Regions from separate parts of the Homo sapiens genome. Here region 2 is linked to region 1. The links are chromatin loops, found by intact Hi-C in ENCODE. Cell type or tissue: natural killer cell. All regions are shown on one strand. Each heading gives the region's core, and the rest is flanking DNA. Links, peaks and the distances in the headings are about the cores only.

The links. Peaks named below come from ENCODE experiments on the same cell type or tissue, not always from the same donor. Only the 100,000 strongest peaks of a DNase experiment are listed, where the experiment ranks them.
Region 2: it touches region 1 in a loop (2.6-fold over the local background); 1 of 110 quality-filtered maps calls a loop at or near these places.

What each region holds. Positions count from the first base shown.
Region 1 is chr20:20,213,562-20,219,692 of GRCh38, reverse strand. The region is part of intron 17 of CFAP61 (cilia and flagella associated protein 61); the gene reads right to left. Among named protein-coding and RNA genes, the nearest start is that of CFAP61-AS1, 51 kb to the left of the region's middle. In natural killer cell, for the core only: no CTCF peak of the experiment used is centred there; a DNase peak (open chromatin) is centred at 3,422; H3K27ac peaks cover 1,843 bases.
Region 2 is chr20:20,600,196-20,606,326 of GRCh38, reverse strand. It overlaps RALGAPA2 (Ral GTPase activating protein catalytic subunit alpha 2), which reads left to right. Exons shown (of 40, transcript NM_020343.4): 15 at 915-1,152; 16 at 4,481-4,645. Among named protein-coding and RNA genes, the nearest start is that of RALGAPA2, 110 kb to the left of the region's middle. RefSeq lists enhancers at 2,378-2,557, 2,748-2,827. In natural killer cell, for the core only: no CTCF peak of the experiment used is centred there; a DNase peak (open chromatin) is centred at 2,806; H3K27ac peaks cover 750 bases.

The sequences.
Region 1 (6,131 bases), core at 795-5,794:
GATTTTTGTGAAATGAAAAAAATTTATATTGTTGGTTGTTTTCCCATCCTAAAAACAGTAAGGGGAAGGTTTTTGGAGAATGTATGGGGCATCATCTAAGTACTATTTGCTTAAAGGAAAGAGAATTTCAGGTCATTTTTCTCTTTCCAATCCATATCATAAATGGTGGGACATATGATATATCAGAGATGCATTAACAGTTGCTATTTAGCCATAGACTTTAAAATATTTTGTACTTACTATCCTGGAAGTAGGCTGGAATCTGCCCTTATTCCTATAGAAACAACTTAAACTATACAGCAAAGAGTTACTATGCCAAAGAGTCATTTCTCCAACTAGAAAAGCAACTCTGGAAAAAAAATTTTGGGATAAAATCAATATTCTAGAGTCAAAGAACAAAATTTCAACAAATTGAGTTTCACAGATCTGATTGACTTTTATTAGCAATTCATGAACTGGGCAGCATCCAACCTACAAAACAGAAAGGAGCTCTGATGAGCTAGACAGAGTGGGTAAGTTTTATCGGCAGTAAAAAAGTGAAGGAATACAGGAACAATGAACAAGTAGTGGATTGGTCATTTCGATATTACTTTCCTTAGAGAGATGTAAGCAAAATCTTGTTGGCTTAATGGGATTTGAATATCACCTCTCTCCTGGTTTCTCAGAAGGTCAGATATTTCAAGCAAATAACCTAGTTTCAGATTGGTAAAGTGGAACTTTAGCACAAGTGACTCCATCTGGGGCCCACTATCTTTAACACTAGCAACAAGGACAGTCTAACTTGTTAGTGGGGAAGGCAACTGAATGTGTGAAGCAATTCTGAGGGCATTGAGATAACCTATTCAGTATCCTGATGTCTGAAATTCTACCACCAAAACTTTAGCAGAGCTTAATTCAACAATTTCAATTTGACAGATACATATCAAGGATCTACCAGATGCCAACAATTGGTCTAAATGCTGAGGTGTGAATGAGGCATGGTTCTTGTCTTTAAGGAATTCTCATTAGGTTGGGGGACAGACAAGTAAACAAATAAAATGCAGTACATGTGACAATGGTAGTGTATCAGGAAGCTACTGTTGTGTAACAAACCAAGCCAAAATACAGTGGGTTAAAAGAGTACGTATTCATTTGGCTCATGGTTCTGTAGGTCAGTAGTTTAGGCTGTGCTCACCTAGGAAGTTTTTCTGGACTCAGCTGGTGTATTAATCTGTTTTCATGCTGCTGATAAAGACATACCCGAGACTGGGTAACTTATAAAAGAAAGAGGTTTAATTGGACTTACAGTTCCACGTGGCTGGGGAAGGTCTCACAATCATGGTGGAGGGTGAAAGGCACTTCTTACATGGTGGTGGCAAGACAAAATGAGGAAGAAGCAAAAGTAGAAACCCCTGATAAGCTCATGAGATCTCGTGAGACTTATTCATTACCACGAGAATAGCACAGGAAAGACCAGTCCCCATGATTCAATTACCTCTCCCTGGGTCCCTCCCACAAGATGTGGGAATTCTGGGAGACATAATTCAAGTTGAGATTTGGGTGGGGACACAGCCAAACCATATCAGCTGGGAAGCCATGGAATCAGCTGAAGTTTAACTGTTCTAGGACAGCAGGAAAAGTCACATAAGGCAGCTTGGAGAAAGTGACAGTGGAGCTAAATTTAGCAGAATCAATGGGATATTTCCAGGTGAACAAGAGGGAACAAGTTTCTGGATGAGAGGGAAAAGCCAGGGCAAGGATTTGGAAGGATGACACACCCACTGACCCATAGGTCAGTCTACATGAATGGATTTGCAGATTATGTTCTGAGAGCAACCTTTGAAAGGAGAAGGCTGCATGGTCATGCAGAGGCAATACAAGAAGCAGACACAGAGGGAGACACAAAGGGAGGAGAAGGAGTTGGGACAAAAGGCTGGGAGGGAAAGCTGATGGCCAATTGTGTCCACACCACGACCTCCCTTCAGGCAACATTATTTGGTAAATCTCTGCACACAGAATAAGATGAGAACTTCTGTTCCCCCAGGGAATATGCTGTTTGCTCAGGCCCAGTAACTTAAGTGGCTATTTGCTCTGCTGGCTTAGGCCTCTGGTTCATTTGCTAGAACAACGATAGCAGTGGCAGAAAACTCATTTTTCTGAGAAGTTTGGTCCAAGTGAGTGCTGTTCCACAGATACAACTTTTCAATCTTGCTATCTTGCCACCATTTTCACTCCTGGATATTTATTTCATATTTATTTTCACTCCTGGATATTTTCAACACACATGTGTCCTGTGAGCAAGCTAACATGCGCGACTCTATTTTAAATTTCTAATGTGTGCCTCCATGCACAATTTTAGTCTTTCAGCTAGGCTCACTATTTCTGTTGACATCCAATTGTATCTCTGACTTAGTCTGAAGAAATTAAGCATATCTCTTTCATCTCAATGCAAACAATGGTTTGTATTCTCTTTCACATGACTTGAAAATTCTGTACACCAAAAGGCTCGCTGGGCTTTTGTAAAAGCAATGCACAATGATTGTTTTGAAAGAATAAGCCTTTCTGAAAATTCCTACAGAGTATGCTAAGGCTACAAAGTTCAAAGGAATTTGGTCAGATTCAATGGAATAGCCTCTTGGTTCAAGTGAAGGACTTGGAGGGAGGAATAAAACAAATCCACCTTCTTTTTAAATAGAAATGAAAAGAGAGCTAAGCAGAAACGTCAACAGGAAGGAAGCTGAAATACAATAAATGGGAGTGGCCACTGCTGAACACAAGTTAGAGAAACATTTTAATAAAACACACAAGGCTAATTTCAGTCACTCAGATACTTCACATCAGATCAGGGAAAATAAAGATCTAAGTCTTTACCGCTAATTCTTAGGAAATGAAGATCCCATCCCATGAAAAAAAAAAAATTGGTATAGAAAATTTCCACTGTTTTTCTTCTCATTCTTTGAATCAATTCCTGATGATTTTGACAGCAGTTTAAAAAAATGTTAATTCCATGCTCTCAATGGAAACTTTTCCAAAACAGTATTCAAAATATCTGAAGTAGTTACGAAAATAAAAATAAAACCCCCAACCAAGCAAACAGCAATAACAATACTGCTGTAATTAATCAGCACAAAAGGCTTCCCCATGCCCAGAAGTCCTGGCAGGGATGTGGGTTGCTGCTCATGAGAGTGACACCTATGTGATGACAGCTGTGACTTGCAGGGTGTCTGAGACTCCAAATACAAAACCAAACAGGAGTCCTCGGGAAATTCTCCCTTTTGCTCACTCTGTGTATATTCAAACACAAACTATTTTCAAAAAATTCCCTAAAACCCCTCTGAGTGGGATGGAAGGGACTAGGCAAGCATATTGCACTGTAATTAACACCCGTTCACCACTGACATCACACGTCAGTGTAAAGATAGGTCACGTACTTTTAATTTCTCACACGCACGTCAGCGGTAAACAGTCCCAGTGTTCGTGTTAATGACACCATCTGGCGCCTCCCATAACTGTGTAGCATTCAGCTTCCAAACAAGATGTAATGGCAGCAACACATGAAACCCACTGACATTTACAGTAAGGAAATTTATTATCAGTCATCGGTTTGGTATAAATGTGTTTGCATGACTGCTGGGGCTATAAAATCGTCACCTTTGCCAGGCAAGCAAAGGTGCAATAAATAATGGATTTTAAGCCATGCATGTACTACCAAATCATTAAACATTTATCAAACAGGCACAATAGCATCTTAAGCAACAGTTACCACTTGAAAAATTAATGCCACTTTTGAGGGTTAAATGAAAACCATATAGTCTAAGCCTTAATGATTTTTAATGTGGTTCAGTACAGAATATGAAGTTTTTTTATTTTTATTTTTAGTTGAATATGATATATATATATATAAATAGGTCTTCTATAATAATTTCCTCTTGAGGAAGAATCACTCTATGTTCTTTGGTTAAATACTAAAAAATACAATTGAAATGTTTCTTGAAAAAGAAATCATGGTTAAAACCTTTCAAAACTAGAAATGGCAAACAAAAGGGTCTTTAGGAGTCACGTGGTATTATTTTCTTTAAAATCCTTAATGGATTAGTCAGTGATGATTGCAATTAAACTATTTTAACTTTGGATTTAAGGAAACATAAAGTCAAAACCAACAAAATCCCCTGAGTATCCCAGCCATGTTTGTCCCTACTACTTATTCCTTCCAAATACTCTCCCCATGGCATGCCAGTGATTTCTCCAATATGCTTGTTCTATGGGTATCCGTTGTTTTAAGAACAAAATCCTTAGCAATAACAATTCAAAATACAGATAGATTAGAGGAAGGTTTCGTGGAGGATTAGAGGAAGGCTTTATGGAGGACTTATCAAAGAATAATTTTTGACTCAAAGAAACAAAGAGAAACCTGCGTGGGAACTAATTATTTATTTGCTTGCTGGACATGGAACAATGAAGGCAGAGAAGCCAGTGGCTGCTTTGACATGAGGCTTCCCGTGTGGGAGGTGAACCAGAAGCCAAGCCTGGACGGAGACTGTGCCATCAAGAGGCTCTGTCACGAGATGCCAAGATGAGCACGCGTCTCCAAAACAACACAATCTCAACATGCAAAATGATCACCAAGCAAGAGGAAACAGAGTGAGCCCTAGAGTAAGTGAGTGGCACTGTTTGAAGAAAAAAAAGTTAAGAAGTGACTGAATAAGAGATTTCTCTGTCAGTGTCTGAGTGGGGTTTAATTCCTTGGTGAGAGCTATTGCTTAGAAAGCCCCTGTAGTTTTATGAGTCTGCTCCCTGTGGATGCTTCTCTCTCTCCACTCTCCTTCTGCCTGCCCTGCGCCCTAAACAGGAAGCAGGTGCAGCGCTCTGCAGGCAAGATCCCTGTTGGGACAGAGGGCAGGATGTCTGCAGAATACTGAGGAGGCCAGGAGGGGAGCCCTGCTCCCAAATTTTCCATCAGTGGAAAGAAGTGTTGAGATTTTAGGCCTTCATCTCTAATAGTGACTGCTGTTTACAGCGGTCCAGGGGGCTGTGAGTCTTCTTTGTGTGACTTGGGGTTGAAATTCAAGGTTTTGTCAAGACCATGCATCTTCAGGGATGGCTTCCTCCATTGTTGGGGAGAATCCCTGTGGACAGTGTTCATCTTTGGAGAACTGAATTTAGGACTCAACAGAAGGGCTTGGGGTGGGGGGTCACAGAAACTAAGAGATCACTGCGATGCCCCTCCCTGAATACATACGTATTGCTCGTTCCAAGTCATGGAGGGAGAATTTTGGAGCCTGGCCTGGTCAGACTGAGGAGGGGGTGACCATTCTCCTGCCATTTCTGTTTGCAGGGTGAGGAAGTTGCCTGAATTCCATCTGTGTGCCCACATACACAAAGCTCTGTTACACAAAGGAGCTACTCCAGCGACTAACTTAAGTGGGATTATGTGGAAACGAACACAATCCACTGGGATGGTGGTACTGTTATGGAACAACACAGATTGCCTGAGCCTGGATATCAAAACAAAAGCACCGAGTATGGGAATTTTTCTCAAACAGCTTCTCTGTCCAGTATCCTGAGAGGGCCCCACACTGCCCTGTCCTTCCATCTGTCACTAATTAATTCAAATATTTCCTAGGGTTCTAGCTGCTACCTTACATCTTCTGGAAGTGACTATCAGGGCCCTCACAGAGGTAAAGAATCAATGAATAACTCCAAGAAGCCTTTGCTCATTTCTTTCAAAGTTGTGTCGCTTCCATAATACCTGATGAAACACTCTGCCTTCATATGAGGGGGCGGGGAGGGGGTGGAGAGAGAGAGAGAGAGAGATTGCACACCATGGCGAAAACAGCTCTCCTGAAGGGTGTGAAAAAACAGTTAACAACGAAGGGGAGAGAAACAAAAAGCTATTCAACAGATGCATGTCATTTTTACTCTTCAGTGTGGATCAGTTTTTCTTGTTAATTATATCACCTATTCTTTCCTTATATTGATAATTACATAATTACATGAAACAGATGGGTGACAGAATGCACCCAGATGGTGAGAACGTAAACAGGCTTACAAATTGCTTATTCTTGAGCATATTAAAAAGAATTATTTAATAATACATAGATTTCTATACTCTACACATCTGTTGAGTAGAGCCTTCAAAATGGGTTACTTTG
Region 2 (6,131 bases), core at 718-5,717, 390 kb before region 1:
GCACACAGAGGATAACTGGAGCCATGGGAATGGAGCCAAAACTCAGGCAGAAGGTGGAAGTGGCCTCAGAAAGGGGAGAACCAGAGCAGTCTGTTGCCTGGGGGATGAGGAAGTGGAGATGGAGCGGGTGTGGAACATTCGTTCAAGAAGTTTGGCTGTGAAAATGGAAGGAAAAGGGCTGTAGCTAGACGGGGGAATCTGGGTTCAAGGGAATTTTTTCTTTTAAGATGAGGAAGAGTTTGGAGTATATTTAAATGCTGAAGAGAAAGAGCTGGGGAAGTGGGGTTGGCTGGAGATTAAAGGAGAGGGGTGGTTAAGAGAGGCATGAAGACTCCGAGGAAGGGGTCCAGAGTGTAAGGGGGCAACAGGGTAGCAGAGCGGGGCCCCTCTTGGAGTTCAGCCCACAGGTGGAGGTGGAGCTGGGTGAATATGGGCAAGAATGTGAGTCCATGGGCAGAGGTTGAGGGGAGTCTCATTGAATGGGTTCTGTTTCTTGTGAAGTCTGCAGTGAATCCATCTGCTCAAAGTCAGGGAGGATTTGGTGGGCTGGCGGTTTTCCTGTAGGAGGTTTGAAGTAGCCACTGTGGATGGTAGGAAAAGAGCAGTCTCAGGAAGCAGAGTTGTCACTGTGCGGAGGGCTTTGTCTTTTCTCTGATTATAGCCAGGGCCAGCTGCAGACACTAGAACAATATTGAATCAGTAACTTTGTTCATAATGATAACTAACTCCCCAATAGCTTAAATTTTGATTATAGTTGGTCAAATGAATTTTGAGAATTAAAAGAAAAACAACTTCCAAAAGTACTTTTTATTTTAAAATTTGTGTTATTAATAGTAATTTAAAACATTTTGTTTAAAAGTATGCTTTTTCCAAATGAAGATGTGTGAATTCTCTTGTTGGTTGGTTGGTTTTAGACGCTCATGGTAGCTTGGATCCGAGCAAACCTCTGTGTGTACATTTCTCGAGAGCTCTGGGATGACTTTCTTGGTGTGCTGTCCTCCCTCACGGAATGGGAGGAACTTATAAACGAGTGGGCCAACATTATGGACTCCTTGACAGCAGTGCTTGCAAGAACCGTTTATGGAGTTGAGATGACAAACCTACCTCTGGATAAATTAAGTGAACAAAAGGAAAAGAAGCAACGAGGCAAAGGTATTTCCACTCTTCCAGGTTAACACCAGATGTCTAGGACTGGGGACGAGTGTGTATTTGTATGACTAAGCAATTAATGCGCGAAATTTTATAATGAACTGAACCAACTACACAGTGTCTTCTTAATAGTGGCATTAATTTGTGTCTCATATCATTCTGTTCCCTTAATGAGATGGTGAATTTCTGAGGAAGCTATGCAAGAAGGAAGATGCAAGGAAGGTAGTAGTAATAGTAGTGATAACTAACAGTAATAATAATGGCTATTACATTGTACATATTATCTCTTTTTACCTTCATAATAACCTAGTGAACTGTAGATACTTGTATTATCCCCATATCACAGACAAAGAAACTGAAGTACAGAGACTTTGCAGGGATGTCCAATCCTTTGGCTTCCCCAGGCCACATTGGAAGAATTGTCTTAGGTCACACATAAAATACAGTAAAACTAACGATAGCTGATGAGCTAAAACAAAAAAAGAAATTGCAAAAAAAAAAAAAATCTCATAATGTTTTAAGAAAGTTTACGAATTTGTGTTGGTCTACACTCAAAGCCATTCTTGGCTTCATGTGGCCCATGGGTCACGGGTTGGACAAGGTTGCCTTACAGTGATTGACTCATCCAAGGCCACATAGTTAAGAAGTGTTTAGAAATCAAAGCTGGATAAATACAACTCAAGATGTCACACTATTAAGATGCATTCTACAGCCTCTCTAGGAAACGTGGAGAAATTCTGAATGCTTCAGATGGGAGCTATTTTGGCTTTGTTGTATTTCTGGGTAAAAGTTGTTTTGGGACTGAGAACCTCAAATGAAAGTTATGTTTTCAAGGTAGAAAACATCAGTGGTAGTTTCTATTAGGAATGACAATTTGGCATCCCCTTAATTACTGTGCTTAAGGATGTGGCATGGTCCTTGGATTAATTCACTTGTACTACACCTTACTCTGTAAAGATTTGAGGCAGCTCATAGAAAGGCATATAGTACAGTAGATCAAATACAAAATAGGGTCAAAATGAGTGAGGTTGCAGGGAACTGCCATTGTGATTAAAATGCCAAAATACATGCCATAGAGCCTCGTGGGCTTGCTGGGGAGATGGAAAAGTCAAACATTGGATTTGATTTTGGTCTTTGCAGGGTTACATCAAATAGAGAATCACAGAGCACATAGGGTAAAAACAATTCAATCACTTAGGTGATGCTTAGCTTTTATTAGGTCCTCCTGAGACTTGGGAGGAATTTTTCCTTCAAAGCTTCTTAAAGGGTACACACTGCTTATTGTGTAGACTACCCTTTAATAATACCAGCTGCCTTATAGACAGTATCAGTGTGCTTTTGCCATGTGACAAATCACCCCAAAACTTATGGCTTAAAATAACAACCACTTATTTATCTTGATTTGATGAGTTGGCAATTTGGGTTGGACTCAGCCAGTCAGTTCTTCTGCTGGTCTTTGCTTCTGTGTTTGCAGTCAACCACGCTGTGAAATAGTCAGCTAGGCAGCTCTACTTTTACGGGTTGACTGGCTGTCAGCAGGGGCAATGAGGTGTGACTGGGCCACGTGTTTCAGCAGCCAGAGGCTAGCTCAGGCTTGTTCACCAAGTGGCTTAGAGTTTCAGGGGCAGTAAGAGGGTAAGCTCAAATTTTCAAGTGCATTTCAAGTCTCTGCTTGTTCAGTTTTGCTACCAAGTAAGTCACGTGATGAAGCCTAATGTCATTACAGGAGAGAACAACAGAGGATGTGGATACAGGGAGGTGTGAACCAGTTACAGTGGTTAGTAAACCATATACACGTATAATAAATGTGGTGGATTCTTATATCTTCATTGAAATCTGAGAATGGCTTGCCAAAGCACTAATTAATAAAAGCAAGTTAGTAAGAAGCCAAAATAAAGTAGTTGAAGTACATGGCAATCCAGTGGAACAGTTTAATCCCAATGTAGATTTAGACTGTCTAATGCAATGATTTTCTAACATTTTTAACAGATCCGTTTTTCTTCCCGGTTGAAGGTATACACAACTCCTTTCTAAAGAAATAGACTGGAGATTTAGGATTGAAGTAGGGGCAGGGAGCCAAGAGTCTGGGCCCTTGGCGTCCATCTAGTCCTCTCTGACAGCTCTGAGGACCTTTGTGTAAACCCGGGGCCTGAGAGGACCCAGATACTTCCAACTAGGAACTTGCCTCCCTAAGACAGTCGTTCTCAGCCCAGAAGAGAACTTACCTGGCTAAGGATACCTTTCAGGCCAGAGGAGGAGAGCTGAAATAGGAGATAAGGACCTACCTTCAATTGTTGTAATCCATGCACGAGTGCACATGTGTGCATACACTACACACACACACACACACACACACACACACACGCCTGCCATTCTGCAAGATTCTCTTCCTACCCACAGATTCATCTAAAGAGACAGACTTATCTTAGGAAGGCAAACAACTTCGAAAACACTGTTTTCAAAATGTACCGAACACATTATTTAATTAGTGACCATGACTAATATTTCTGATTTATGTTGCTTTATTCTAAAAAGGATTTAAATATTTATTATAGAAACACTTGCCTTCTAAGGGCTAGACTACTAGAAACAAAAAGCACAGGCAGAGGAAACTGGGTGTGGAAACATGCCACAGGTGGCAGCCACTGGCCACATCATACCTGTGCAGAAATCTGTAAGTCTGCCATTCTCTTTCCTCCTCTATTTCTTTTGGTCCATAGCCTCTCATTGAAATAATTAACCAGAACAATATGAGGAAAAATAAAAGTTGAATCTCAGACTACAATGTTTTATTGTTTTGGACCTTTGCTAAAATAGGATTTTGTATTATTTGTAGATTTTCATTATCCTGCCCATTTGACTGAATCCACATTAGAGTTTATAGGCATGGATTGCTCTGGGGATTTGTGGAGGGGTTGGTGTCTACAGGATGCAGTACTATTCTAACATCAGGATCTCTGAGTTTTTGGTTTATAAGTAGTGGTTTTTGGAGTGTCCTGGGAACAGTAGTATAACTTCATTTGATATTGTTCTTGTATTGAGAAAGGTTTATTAATACTTTCTTTTGTATATTGGAATGAGTACTATGAAGATATAATAATATCCATAAGACTGTTTTAGATTCTTGAAAATATTTTGGCAACAAGAATTCTTAAATTAGTGACATATGAGCAACTTCCTAAATTGCAGTGTAAGGAAGTGGTACTTAATTTGTGACAAGGAAACCTGCTGATTATATATAGTTGTAGGTACACCATTTGCTGAGCAACACAAGCGTGAAATGAATAATAATGAATTCAGCCTTTAGATTATTTTTCTTTTCCTTTATCAGGCTGTGTTCTAGATCCTCAGAAAGGAACCACCGTGGGGAGGTCCTTTTCTCTCAGCTGGCGGAGCCACCCAGATGTGACCGAACCGATGCGATTTAGGAGTGCCACCACGTCTGGAGCACCGGGAGTGGAAAAGGCAAGAAATATTGTTCGCCAAAAAGCAACTGGTAAACATTTATTTAAATGCTTCTCAAAAATCTAATTGTTATCTAAAATAAATTTATAGGCATAAAGTGTGTTAAAAATTCTACTCAAAATTTAAATATTAGACCTTATATTAAATGAAATGTCTCTACATCTTTTTAGCTTTATGCTCTGGTTACTTTTCAAATCACAGTTTTCAGTTACTTATTTCTAAATCCTCCATTGTGAGAAAGAACTTGTGATGTTGATATTGAGTGAGATATTTGTGCGAAATAGAGAAAATACAGGTTTTGTTTGAACCTTGAAGAAAATAGATTGTTAATAAATACACCAGTAGTTGCACTATTGTCAGTGTTAAACAATATTAATCTTTAGAGTGTGGCAACCTGTTTCAGCAAAGAAAAGGAGAATTTCAGGACTGGATAGACATTTTCATTTTTTGCTCCTTTGGAAAATTGAGCCTTTTCATGCCTGTGGATGTTATCTTTGCAGCGTATTTCAGTTAACAACTTGACCAACAACCCCCAGTTAATTGGACTACTTTGCTACATTTTACTCTTTTTTTCTTTTCTTTTCTTTTCTTCTCTTCTCTTTTCTTTTTTTTTGAGACAGAGTCTCGCTCTGACGCCCAGGCTGAAATGCAATGGTGTGATCTCAGCTCACTGCAACCTCTGCCTTCCGGGTTCAAGCAATTTTCCTGCCTCAGCCTCCTGAGTAGCTGAGATTACAGGCGCGTGCCACGACGCCCGGCTAATTTTTGTATTTTTAGTAGAAACAGGGTTTCACCATGTTGGTCAGGCTGGTCTCGAATTCCTGACCTCGTGATCTGCCCGCCTCGGCCTCCCAAAATGCTGGGATTACAGGCGTGAGCCACTGCGCCCGCCCTACATTTTACTTTTAAAACAAAAAGTGAACTCTTTAAAAAGAAGCTTGTATACGGCATTTAATAAGAATAAATAAAGCCACCTCCTCCCCAGTGACTTTGAGCCTGTAACTTAGGTTTAAGACAATTGTAATTGATATTTAACATGTTGACTTCAGAAAGTCGCAAGATCCTCTGGCCATAAAACAAAGATTCATTAAAGCTTAACATATTCTATAGTGCTTAGTAAAGGCTTAATACAGATGGTTTAGAATCCTGTTGGAGTTTTTATGAAAATATATTCCACCTTAACTGTAACTCTCTCATACTTTTTTGCTGTAGCATTTGCTGGAAATTATCACCTTATTTACATGCACAGCCTATTCTGCTTCTTTCTTTCTTTCTGTCATTCTCTCCCCTGAGGAGAGACCCAATTCTTTGTTAGCAGGCAACTTTTGAGGATGCTCATTCACTGATTTCCTTTCTCATTCCAATTCCTAAAAACTATTTGCTTTTATCATTGGATTCTTTTTTTGTTTTGTTTTTTGAGTCGGAGTCTCATGCTGTTGTTCAGGCTGAACCGCAGTGGAGCGATCTCAGCTCATTGCAACCTCTGCCTCCCAGGTTCAAGCGATTCTCCTGCCTCA